Linked DNA regions of Mus musculus: regions 2, 3 and 4 are each linked to region 1. The links are chromatin loops, found by intact Hi-C in ENCODE. Cell type or tissue: gastrocnemius. All regions are shown on one strand.

Region 1 (2,500 bases):
AGTTTATGCCAATTAATACCAAGTTAATTGTTTACCACTGAGTTCTCCTGTGCTCCAAGGGGCGAACATGAACTTACATCTTATCCTGTAGGTGAGGTCACCTTGGCAGGCTAGAGTCCTGAAGCAGCCTTCTGGTTTCTCCCCATTTTCTCAGAGACAGCTGCTAAACCCAGACAAGGGTGGATTCTTTTTACCCTCAGGAGCCTCCAATGTGTGGCACAGCACTTTTTTCCCAACAGCTTATTTATTTATTTTTGGCTTCATGTTGAAAATAACAAAGAGTAATGAGAAATGCACATCTGGAGACACATGGAGCATTAATAAAATAAAACAAATAAATGTGAAACATGGAGAGAGCCTCCACTCTACACTGCCGTCCGTCCCCCCCCCCCCCCAATAAGGCAGGCCCAGCTCCTGCTCTCTCCATACGGACAAATATAGGCATTATTCTTCACAAGAAAGGTTACTCACCCCAAATATATGAATCAGCAATATTCTCAATCAAAGCGAGCAAGAGACTAACAGTGAAAGCTAGCTAGAAAGATGTACTTCTTAAAATTTTGCCAAGTAAAGTAGGACATGTTTAACAAAACAAAATAAACTGGGAAACATGTAACTGTGCTTTTCATAGTTCACATGCGGTCATTAAAACAGGCTTCTTCTGAACATGATTTATTAAATAAAAAGAAAAGTAATGAAGAGCTATTATATAAAAGGGACCGAAAACCATGGCAGTCAACGAGGTGCATTATAGGCTCCTGAGGCTAAGAAGAATCCACCACTGGCTGCATGTTAGCTTCAACCACAGGGATGGTTCTGGAAGAATTCTGGATTTGAACTGCTTTAGTTTTCAATGTCATTAAGCAACTAAGTTGTATCTTAATGTCATTTCTTGATACAAAAATATAAATGTCACTGGTTTCCTTCTAAAGCAAGAAGTGACTATCTGAGAAGCAGAAATGCACTAAGTTCTTCTAATGACCGCGCCTACTCTAGATTGATCAGCTTTTTCCAAGATCTGAGTTGAAAGAGCAGAAGGATAACCAAGCGGTTATGTTGATATTGTGTCTTCCCAAGAGCATAGAAAAGCATTTTACATCTGTACCTTTTCATCCACTACTGAACAGACTTATAGAACAACCTACCAGATGGAGACATGACCAGGTGCTAGATACCCCTGCATTCAGAGAGACCAGAAGCGGTAAGGGACTAATGGACAAAGGTATATAAAATAGTGCAGCCAAACACTCAACCTAGTCCTCACATCACTGTTAGGCTCTCAAAAGCCCCAGCCTGATGGCAGCCACGCCCACACCCTACTGAGCTCTCTTTCCACTGAGGGAGCCTCCAGCCCCAGCAACCCACTGGATGCCTGGAGGCAAATTCTGTAGGTAGCCAGAAGTCAATAAGTGCCATCAACGGGCAGCCATTAGAGGGCAGCAGAGCATGCCCTGAGCAGCAGGACAGGACAATTACAAGCCTTTTAATCAAGGCTCGGCAAATTACACTTCAAAAGAGATTATAATTGATGGTATGTGTGGGGGTACTGGAACTCTTCTTTCAATAAGGATAAATCAACCAGTCTGCTTGGAAAATTCAGTTAGATTCTTTGAAGAGTGTTTTTTTAACAACCAGAGAAAACCCATTAGGATGGCCTGAGGCTAACTAAATCATCTCTAATAAATCTACATCATGTAGACACAGAATGGTGGTGAACAAAAGCAGAACACAGGCTCCGTAGCCTTGTATCTCCAGGAAAACACTGAAACATAGCTCTCCTTAGAAGCAAGTTAGGAATAGCTTCAGCTATTGGTTTTGAAAAAAAATGAAAATCTTTGAAATAAAAACAAACCCCAGCACAGGACCACTGCTCCCTGCTTCCTGCCTGGCTCGCCACACCCACGCACAGAACTGTGCCTCTCAGCATCAGGATGACACTGGGGAACTTCATGTGACTTTTTTGTTAGTGCAGGTGCCAGTATGATTGGTAACCTAGTTTTAAAACAATACTGACAGTTTCAAATGAAAGAACAACAATCCTCTGGAAAGACTTTAAATTACCATGGCAAAACAATGTCTGGCTTTCATCACATCAAAACCCGAATCCCAGTCCTCTTCACCTTCATGCACTGCGGACCTGACCAGTTCGTTATTTCTCTGGGCTATCATCAAACCTCTTCTCCCCTGACCCTGCTTCCAGAGAGAGGTGGCTGGCTTGGTTCTTGCTGATTTGGATTCCTAGTATCCACAATGATGCACACACACACACTCCATTAGGCTGAACTCAGACTAAATCCCATTCCCTAGACAATGAAGTTCCTAACTAACACATTTCAAGGGAGCTTCAGTGAGTTATATTTCAAGGTCCCAGGCTACAAACAAACAATGAGAGTATAAATTAACTTTAATCCTGTTACTCATATGTTAGGTACCAAATAAGAAACAGTATTTTTGTTCAAATGAAATATTATCTATAACGTACATTGATATTTTTGGACTG
Region 2 (2,500 bases), 460 kb after region 1:
ACTAGCAAAGGGTCTCTCAAAGGTGAAGCATCTGGGGAACTGGGGTCACAACTTCAGCCTGCATCCTATTTCCAAAGGACTCTCATTAATAAGAGCCTCAACCCCAGTAATCGCTTCAGTAGGACTCTCAATTAAATATGTCTGGGTAGACAGATACGAGCCACCAATAGCATCCTTGCTTGAATATAGTCAGGATTTTGTAAAATACTTCAAAATTAAACAGTCACCAGTATGGGTGAGACAAAGACTCAGAAAATATACAACATTCCCGATGGTGTGTGTCACCTTCTGAGTTCACATCAGTGAGAGACAGTTCCTGGTTCTCTCATTAGGATCTAGGAAAAAATGGTAAGAGAATAAGAAATGCTCATGTCTATTCTCAAAAGTCCAAGAGCAGGGGGCCTTTTCCCTCTCTAGTCCATCATGTCATGAAAACTCCTAGGCCCTGCTCAATAACAAAACTGCATGATCATTATTGTAAGAAAAAAGTCCTTTTAGGGAGAAAGTACATTAAAACTAGTTTAACTATCTGCCTCACACTAAAATGAAACTGATAACTTCTTCAATTATTTGTTATCTTTTCATCTTGGGAAAATCTAATCAGGACTGGAGACGACTCAGCAGTGAAGAACACTGGCTGCTCTTCCAAAGGACCAGGTTCCATTCCCAGCATCCACACAGCGGCTCAGAACTGTCTGTAACTCCAGCTCTGGGGGAGCTGGCATCCTCTTCTGGCCTCTATGGGCACTGGGCACACACAAGGTACAAATACATATATATATAGGCAAAACACTCATACACATAAAATAAAATAATAATAAACGAAAAAGAAAACCAACAGTACACAGTATAGAACATACCTGTAAAGACTACACTAGGGAGTTGGAGGCAGGAGGATTATCATAAGTTAGAGGCTGTCCTGGGCTATATAATGAGACTCTTGTCAGGATTCTTTTAAAAGAGAAGAAATGGGGAGGGAGGAAGGTAAAAGGCTTCACCTGGAGTCCCACGTGAGTGTGTTCTACTAGCCCTGTCTGCATCGAGCACACAAACTTAGACATTTTCAATCTCCCTGTAATATTTCTCCATAAGAGAGGTGAGAACAAATCATTTAAGCAGCCATCTTTATTCTCCCAAACTGGAGAACTAGCTTTCCTTCCACTTCCTCAACAACACACAAAAGACTCCCCTGTAGATTTCCTAGCGCATATAAGAATGCTTACAAAGTCTGTAAACGTGTTTCTGCCTCTGTGTGCATATCCACACACAACACTCATCCTTTTGTGTGGTACCTCCTTTTCCAAACTCATTAACGGAAGTTCCACCCACCTTTGGGAATAAGACAACTCCCTCACTTTGTATAGACTTTGGGCACCATCGTGTGGTCAATCTGTGTCATTGCAACTTCAAACTTGAAGTTTAAATCTCAGGTTTACATCTAATGTCTGGGAAAATGCACGTGAGGATAAATTTAGCATCTTAAGTCTACATGAGATGCAAGATGAGAAACAGAGATCTGTGCATCCCACATCCCACACATATTTTACTGGTCATAGTATCCAATACAGTGTCTCGCCCCCACAAGCTGTTCAATAGCACTTTCTAAAACGTAGACTAGGAAGAAAATAAGGGAACAGTTTGAAATAAAAACCATTCAAGAATTCTTGGGGTAAATGAAGCACATATTCTTTATTCATTCTTCAACTGAAGGACATCTAGGTTGTTTTCAATTTCTGGCCATTATGAATAAAGCTGCTATGAACACAGTAGAGCAAGTGTCTTTGTGTGGTGGTGGAGCATCTTTTAGATATATGTCCAGGAGTAGTACAGCTGGGCCTTGAGGTAGAATTATTCCCAGTTTTATTTTTTTAGCAACTTTCAAATTGATTTCCAAAGTGGTTGTATAAGTTTGCACTCCCCCCAGCAATGGAAGAGTGTTCCCCTTGCTCCATACCTTCGCCAGCCTGTGCTATCTCTTGAGTTTTTGATCTTGGCCATTCTGACAGATATAAGGAGAATCTCAGAACCATTTTGATTTGCATTTCTCTGATGACTAAAGACATTGAACATTAGGTGCTTCTTGGCCATTCGATCCTGCTGTTGAGCTCTGCACCCCATTTTGTAACTGGGTTATTTGGGTTGTTAGTATTTAACTTCTCCAGTACTTTATAAATTTTGGCTATTAGCCTCTGTCAGATGTAGGGTTAGTGAAGATATTTTCCCAATCTGTAGGAGGCCATTTGTCCAATTTATGGTGTCCTAAGCCTTGCAGAAGGGTTTCGGTTTAATGAGGTCCCATTTATTGATCCCTGACCTTAGTGCCTGAGGCACTGGTGTTCTATTTAGGAAGTTGTCTCCTGTACAGAGGAGTTCAAGACTATTCCCCATTTTCTGTTCTATTAGATTCAGTGTATCTGGTTTTACATTGAGGTTTTTGATCCATTTGGACTTGAGTTTTGTGCAGGGTGCTAAATATGGACCTATTTGCATTCTTCTACAT
Region 3 (2,500 bases), 60 kb after region 1:
GTTACGGTGAAGTCTGTCTCTGCCTCTGTCTCTGTCTCTGTCTCTGTCTCTCTCTGTCTCTGTCTCTGTCTCTGTCTGTCTCTCTCTTGCACGTGCTTGTGCACACTCGAACACCTTTCTGATACAAATCACTTGCTCTTGTTCTTCAAGACCATATTACTGGGAGTAAACCCATCAATAAACTGCATTCTGCTGGATTCTGAGGTGTAATCACAATTAGAAGTTGCCTATATATCACATAGGGAAAAATTAAGATAAAAAGAATTGCATCTGTTTCAAAGAGAGGATGGGTCAAAAGAGCATCAGAAACCATAGGACAGCCCAAGAGTACAAGGACACAGGGCAGGTAGCCCTTTGGAAAGACCAAGCAGATACACACTGAGCTGTGGATAGCTACAGTGGGGGGCAGTGGCACACAGTAGCCTCTCCAGAAGAGAACTAAAAGACTAACAGTGGTGCACACAAGTGCACAGTCCTTGTAAGACTCACATCCAGCCCAGGGATTCGGTGACTCTTTACCATGATATGTCAACAGTGGAAAGCTCATCTATTTACATTCCTCACAGTTCGGAGGTCTGTCATGAAGTGCTGTCGTGTGTGTGTGTGTGTGTGTGTGTGTGTGTGTGTGTGAGAGAGAGAGAGAGAGAGAGAGAGAGAGAGAGAGAACATTCTATTTGATACTGAGCTAATCAAATCATTGAGCCTGAGGTCAAATTGAGAGACTAATACAGGAGGTAGATATGGGAAAGGAGAGAATTGATGTGCAGAAGTTCATATGGGTTAATGTAGGTGACAGCCCTGTCCTTAATGGTAGAAGCTGAGCCCATCACCTGAGGATGTGTGCTGTGTCTGATAGTGCTGAACCCGAGGCCAACAAGTGACCCATCTTCTGGAACTGCTTACCAGCTGCAGAGTCTGCTGCGGCAGGACTGAGAACTTCAAAGCACCATCCGAACATCTGTCTTCCTCAGCTGCTTCCTCCATCCTGAGTTGGTTTTAAAGATGAAAACTCATCCACCATTGTAGCCAACAGTGCTGTGTTTGCCTCCTCCATTCAACACATCCAGGAAGCACCCTCCTGTTTGCAGAATGGTCAACCCAGGGTTTGCACAATTGGGGGCGTGTCCAAGGAGTTTGGGGCTGCAGAGCTGGTTGTGGCCAGCAGGGGGCTGCAGAGCTGGATGTGGCCAGCGGGGATTCTGGAATGGGAAGAAGTGAAGCCACTGAACGGAAGACTAAGCTCTGTCTGGAATCAGAGAAACTCGGTGCTAGCTAGATGTAAGGAACAAAAGGTTCCAACATCATTTAACCTTCCAGTCCTGCCCGATCCGTCAGAGCCCAGTTGTAGAGAACCCAAAAATTATCTGTTAAATTGGACTTTCTTTCTTTGTCTTTCTTTTGTTTAGATACCGGCATGTCTCCCCTTACTACATGCAATAGTACTTTTGAAATTACTCTTTTATTTTATAATATTTTGTAGTAATTCATTGGAAATTTCATAAGATATAAGTTGGTCATATTCAGCCAGACTCCTCCCCTAACTCCTCCCACATTTCCTACCCGACCCCTAAATTTTGTGTTTTTCTTTCTCTCTCTTTTAATTAACCCATGGACTTTAATTTGTGCTGTATGTATACTTCTGGATGTAGGTCCATACTCTGGTGTGAGATCAACACAGTAAGAGCTGTACTTTTCTTTTTCATTTATTTATTTATTTATTTATTTATTTACTTTACATCCTAATCACAGCCCCCCCTTCTCCTCCTAGTTCCCCCATGGCTCCTCCCTCACCCTCTCCTCCCCTTCACCTCTGAGAAGTGAGAGGTCCCCGCTGGGCACCAACTCACCCTGGAGCTTTGAGTCACTTTGGACTGGGTACATCCTTTCCCTCTGAGGCCAGACAAGACAGCCCAGTTAAGGGAATAGGATCCACAAACAGGCAACAAAGTCAGGGACAACCCTGCTCCAGTTGTTGGGGAACCTGCATGAAGACCAAGCTGCACATCTGCTACATATGTGGCAGGGGACAGAGTGTAGGTCTAGCTCTTTTATGTTCTTTGGTTGATGGTTCAGTCTCTGGGAGCTCTGATGGGTTCAGTTAGTTGATACTGCTGTTGTTCCTACCAGTTGCAATCCCCTTAAGTTCCTCCAGTTCTTCCAGTAACTCTTCTATTGGGGTCTCTGGGCTCAATCTAATGATTGGCTGTGAGTATCTGCATCTGTATTAGTCAGGTGCTGGTACAGCCTCTTAAGGGACAGCCATACTAGGCTCCTGTCTGCAAACACATCTTGGCATCAGCAATAGAATCAGGGTTTGGTGTCTGTGGATGGAATGGATCCCAAGGTCAGGGGTTTTGGTGGTGCGGGGGGTGTCTCTGGATGGCCTTTTCTTCAGTTTCTGCTCCATTTTTTTGTCCCTGCATTTCTTTTAGATAGGAACAATTCTGGGTTAAAACTTTTGAGATGGGTGGGTGGCACCATCTTTCAACTGGAGGCTATG
Region 4 (2,500 bases), 94 kb after region 1:
TAAGCCAATTACTGCCAAAATAGGACGAGCCAAGGTGGCCAGTGAACATTCAATGTCGTGGACTCTGAAATCAGGCAGCCCTGGTTTATTTCTGGGCAAATTCATTACCAAGCTCCCAGCTTCATCTAAAATTTCCACTTCCAGTAAGCTTAGCCCCACTCATACAGTCAGACATGTAACTGAGATTGAAGGTATAAAGGCTTGAAGCGGGAGTGGATCAATTCTGCTTCCCTTTAAATGATTAATAAAGTCAATTCCGAAATTCCAGCTTCCAGCGACTGTCTCGGGTTGGGTACTCTTGAAGCCAGGGTGGGCCAATGAAATACAAGAACTCCTAGATACTGGTGTGGGAAATAATCTCAGGGCAGTGGCCTTTCCCACAGACATGCGAAATGCGTGTGAGGGTTGTCAGCTGTAGTCACCTTACATGGGAGAGATGGAAGGGAGAGTGACTAAGGACAGAGTTGAGAGAAGGAACCCTGGTTCCCAACACTGTTCTTTGATAAGGCAAGCCTCCCTCAAGCCATCCCCCTATCGAACAAAGAGCGTTCCTCTTTCTTATGCTGGTGGTGCAAATCTGGTTTGCAGAACTTGGAATCCATCACATGCCAGCGGACACAACATAGCATAAAACAGGCATGAGCTGTGAGTTTTTTTTCCTTTAAAAAAAAAAAAAGAACAAAATCTAACTGGAGAACCACATAGTGGTTCATAGAAGTATTAAATATCAGTTGGGCGTGCTGGTTCAGACAGTAGTACTGTAGCCCCAGTGTATGGGAGGTTGAAACAGGGAACCAAGTCTGGGGGGTCAGCCTGGGCTACATGGTGAAACCTGTTTATAAGAGAACACATAAATAAGTAATTAAATTTTAGCGCATTTCAATGCGTGTAAGGAAGAGCAAAAGCCGTACTTTGATACTCAGTGAGAGCCTGCTCTGAGCCAGGCATCATCCTCTCTTTTATGTACAGCATCTTACAAATGTTCTAACATGGCAAGTAGGTGTTGTGTCTAAGGTAAGTTAGAGCTACGGGATGTGTTTTCTTTTACTTTTGTGTAAGTGAGTTGTTTTGCCTGCATGTTTTACGGCTGTGCATCGTGTGCATGCAATGCCCTCAGAGGCCAGAAGAGGGAGGCAGATACAATCAGAACTGGAGTCATAGACCGTTGTGTGCTGCCATGTGGTTGCTGGGAATTGAACCTGCATCCTCTGGATGCTGAGTCCATCTCTCCAGCTCCAGAGCTAAGGAAATGTAAGGCTCAGCTCAGGTAGTTGGTACCTGCGGGGCAGTGGGTGTGGGGGAATAAAGGGAGTGGGAGAAAACCTGCGACCCACCAGAGTTCCAGTGCTCTGGGCGGGTGGACGTGGGAGGACCGCCACATGCTTTCCACACAGCCCCGGGTGGGTGTCTGGCTGTGGGGACACCGCTGGACACTGCCAAAGAACTGAGACCAGAATGGGGACCCCGGGGGTGGCTTGGTCATTCCCAGGGCTGAAGGGAGGAGAGGGCAGGGGGAGAGGGGGCACTAGATGGTTCTCACATGGGTGAGAGTCCTTGGTCCGGTCCATGGCTGGAGCGCAGGAAGGCCTTCCAGCCGGTGGTTAGACGAGGCTCTTTAGGAGAAAGCCTATTTCATCGTTCAAGCATGGCAGGCCTTGATGAGCAGAGACAGTCTATGGTTTTAGAGCTTTACTGTAGAAAGGCAGGGAGAAAGAGAAAAGGTAAAAGAGAGAGGCCAGCCATGGAGAGATGGGGGAAGGGAGAGAGAGAAAGAGGGAGGGCTAGAGATGAAAGTAAGAAAGGTGAAAGCTTAAAAAGAGTGAGGAGGGGGCCAAGCAGCTCCTTTTATAGTGGGCTGGGCTACCTTGCTGTTGCCAGGTAACTGTGGGGAGGAGCATACCTGGCTATGGTCAGGTAACTGAGGGAGTGGAGCCAGAACACAAGGAGATTGGGGCTTTATCAGCATGACTGATAGTTACAGAATTATGGCTCTGTGGTATCAGGCACCCGTCTCTGGGAATGTGGCTCACTGTTCCGTCCTTTGTAGAGTTTTCTACTGAGTCTCTACTGGGTCTCCGGAGCAAGCCTCATTCAGCCGAAACAGGCTGCCTTTCACAGCCCCACAGGTGCCTGCTCAGTTTTACAATGAGTGCTGGTAAGTGTGACTCTAGGTTTTGCACAGTAGCTGAGAATTAGAAAGTTACTGTAGAAACTGTCGAACAGCATCTTGTCTTCCTCCCTCCCTCCCTCCCTCCCTCCCTCCCTCCCTCCCTCCCTCCCTCCCTCCCTCCCTCCCTCCCTCCCTCCTTCCTTCCTTCCTTCCTTCCTTCCTTCCTTCCTTCCTTTCCCCTCTCACTCTCATTCTTTCTTTCCCCTAAACTCCCTGGTAAGTTCTTGCTATGTACCCTGAGGTAGCCATGAGCTAGCACTTAACAAAAGATTGCCAAAAGATTGCCAGGATTGCAGGCATTGGCTAGTGTGTCGAGCTGTGGAAAGTATT

The links. Peaks named below come from ENCODE experiments on the same cell type or tissue, not always from the same donor. Only the 100,000 strongest peaks of a DNase experiment are listed, where the experiment ranks them.
Region 2: it touches region 1 in a loop (4-fold over the local background); 5 of 42 quality-filtered maps call a loop at or near these places.
Region 3: it touches region 1 in a loop (4-fold over the local background); 3 of 42 quality-filtered maps call a loop at or near these places.
Region 4: it touches region 1 in a loop (11-fold over the local background); 23 of 42 quality-filtered maps call a loop at or near these places.

The regions. Positions count from the first base shown.
Region 1 is chr2:77,248,572-77,251,071 of GRCm38, forward strand. The region is part of intron 1 of Sestd1 (SEC14 and spectrin domains 1); the gene reads right to left. Among named protein-coding and RNA genes, the nearest start is that of Sestd1, 31 kb to the right of the region's middle. In gastrocnemius, no CTCF peak of the experiment used is centred here; a DNase peak (open chromatin) is centred at 1,414; H3K27ac peaks cover 345 bases.
Region 2 is chr2:77,708,087-77,710,586 of GRCm38, forward strand. The region is part of intron 3 of Zfp385b (zinc finger protein 385B); the gene reads right to left. Among named protein-coding and RNA genes, the nearest start is that of Gm35431, 56 kb to the right of the region's middle. In gastrocnemius, a CTCF peak has its summit at 1,377; a DNase peak (open chromatin) is centred at 1,374.
Region 3 is chr2:77,308,371-77,310,870 of GRCm38, forward strand. No RefSeq gene overlaps it. Among named protein-coding and RNA genes, the nearest start is that of Gm35317, 14 kb to the right of the region's middle. In gastrocnemius, a CTCF peak has its summit at 1,164 (motif pointing right); a DNase peak (open chromatin) is centred at 1,150.
Region 4 is chr2:77,342,808-77,345,307 of GRCm38, forward strand. No RefSeq gene overlaps it. Among named protein-coding and RNA genes, the nearest start is that of Gm35317, 20 kb to the left of the region's middle. In gastrocnemius, a CTCF peak has its summit at 1,107 (motif pointing right); a DNase peak (open chromatin) is centred at 1,370.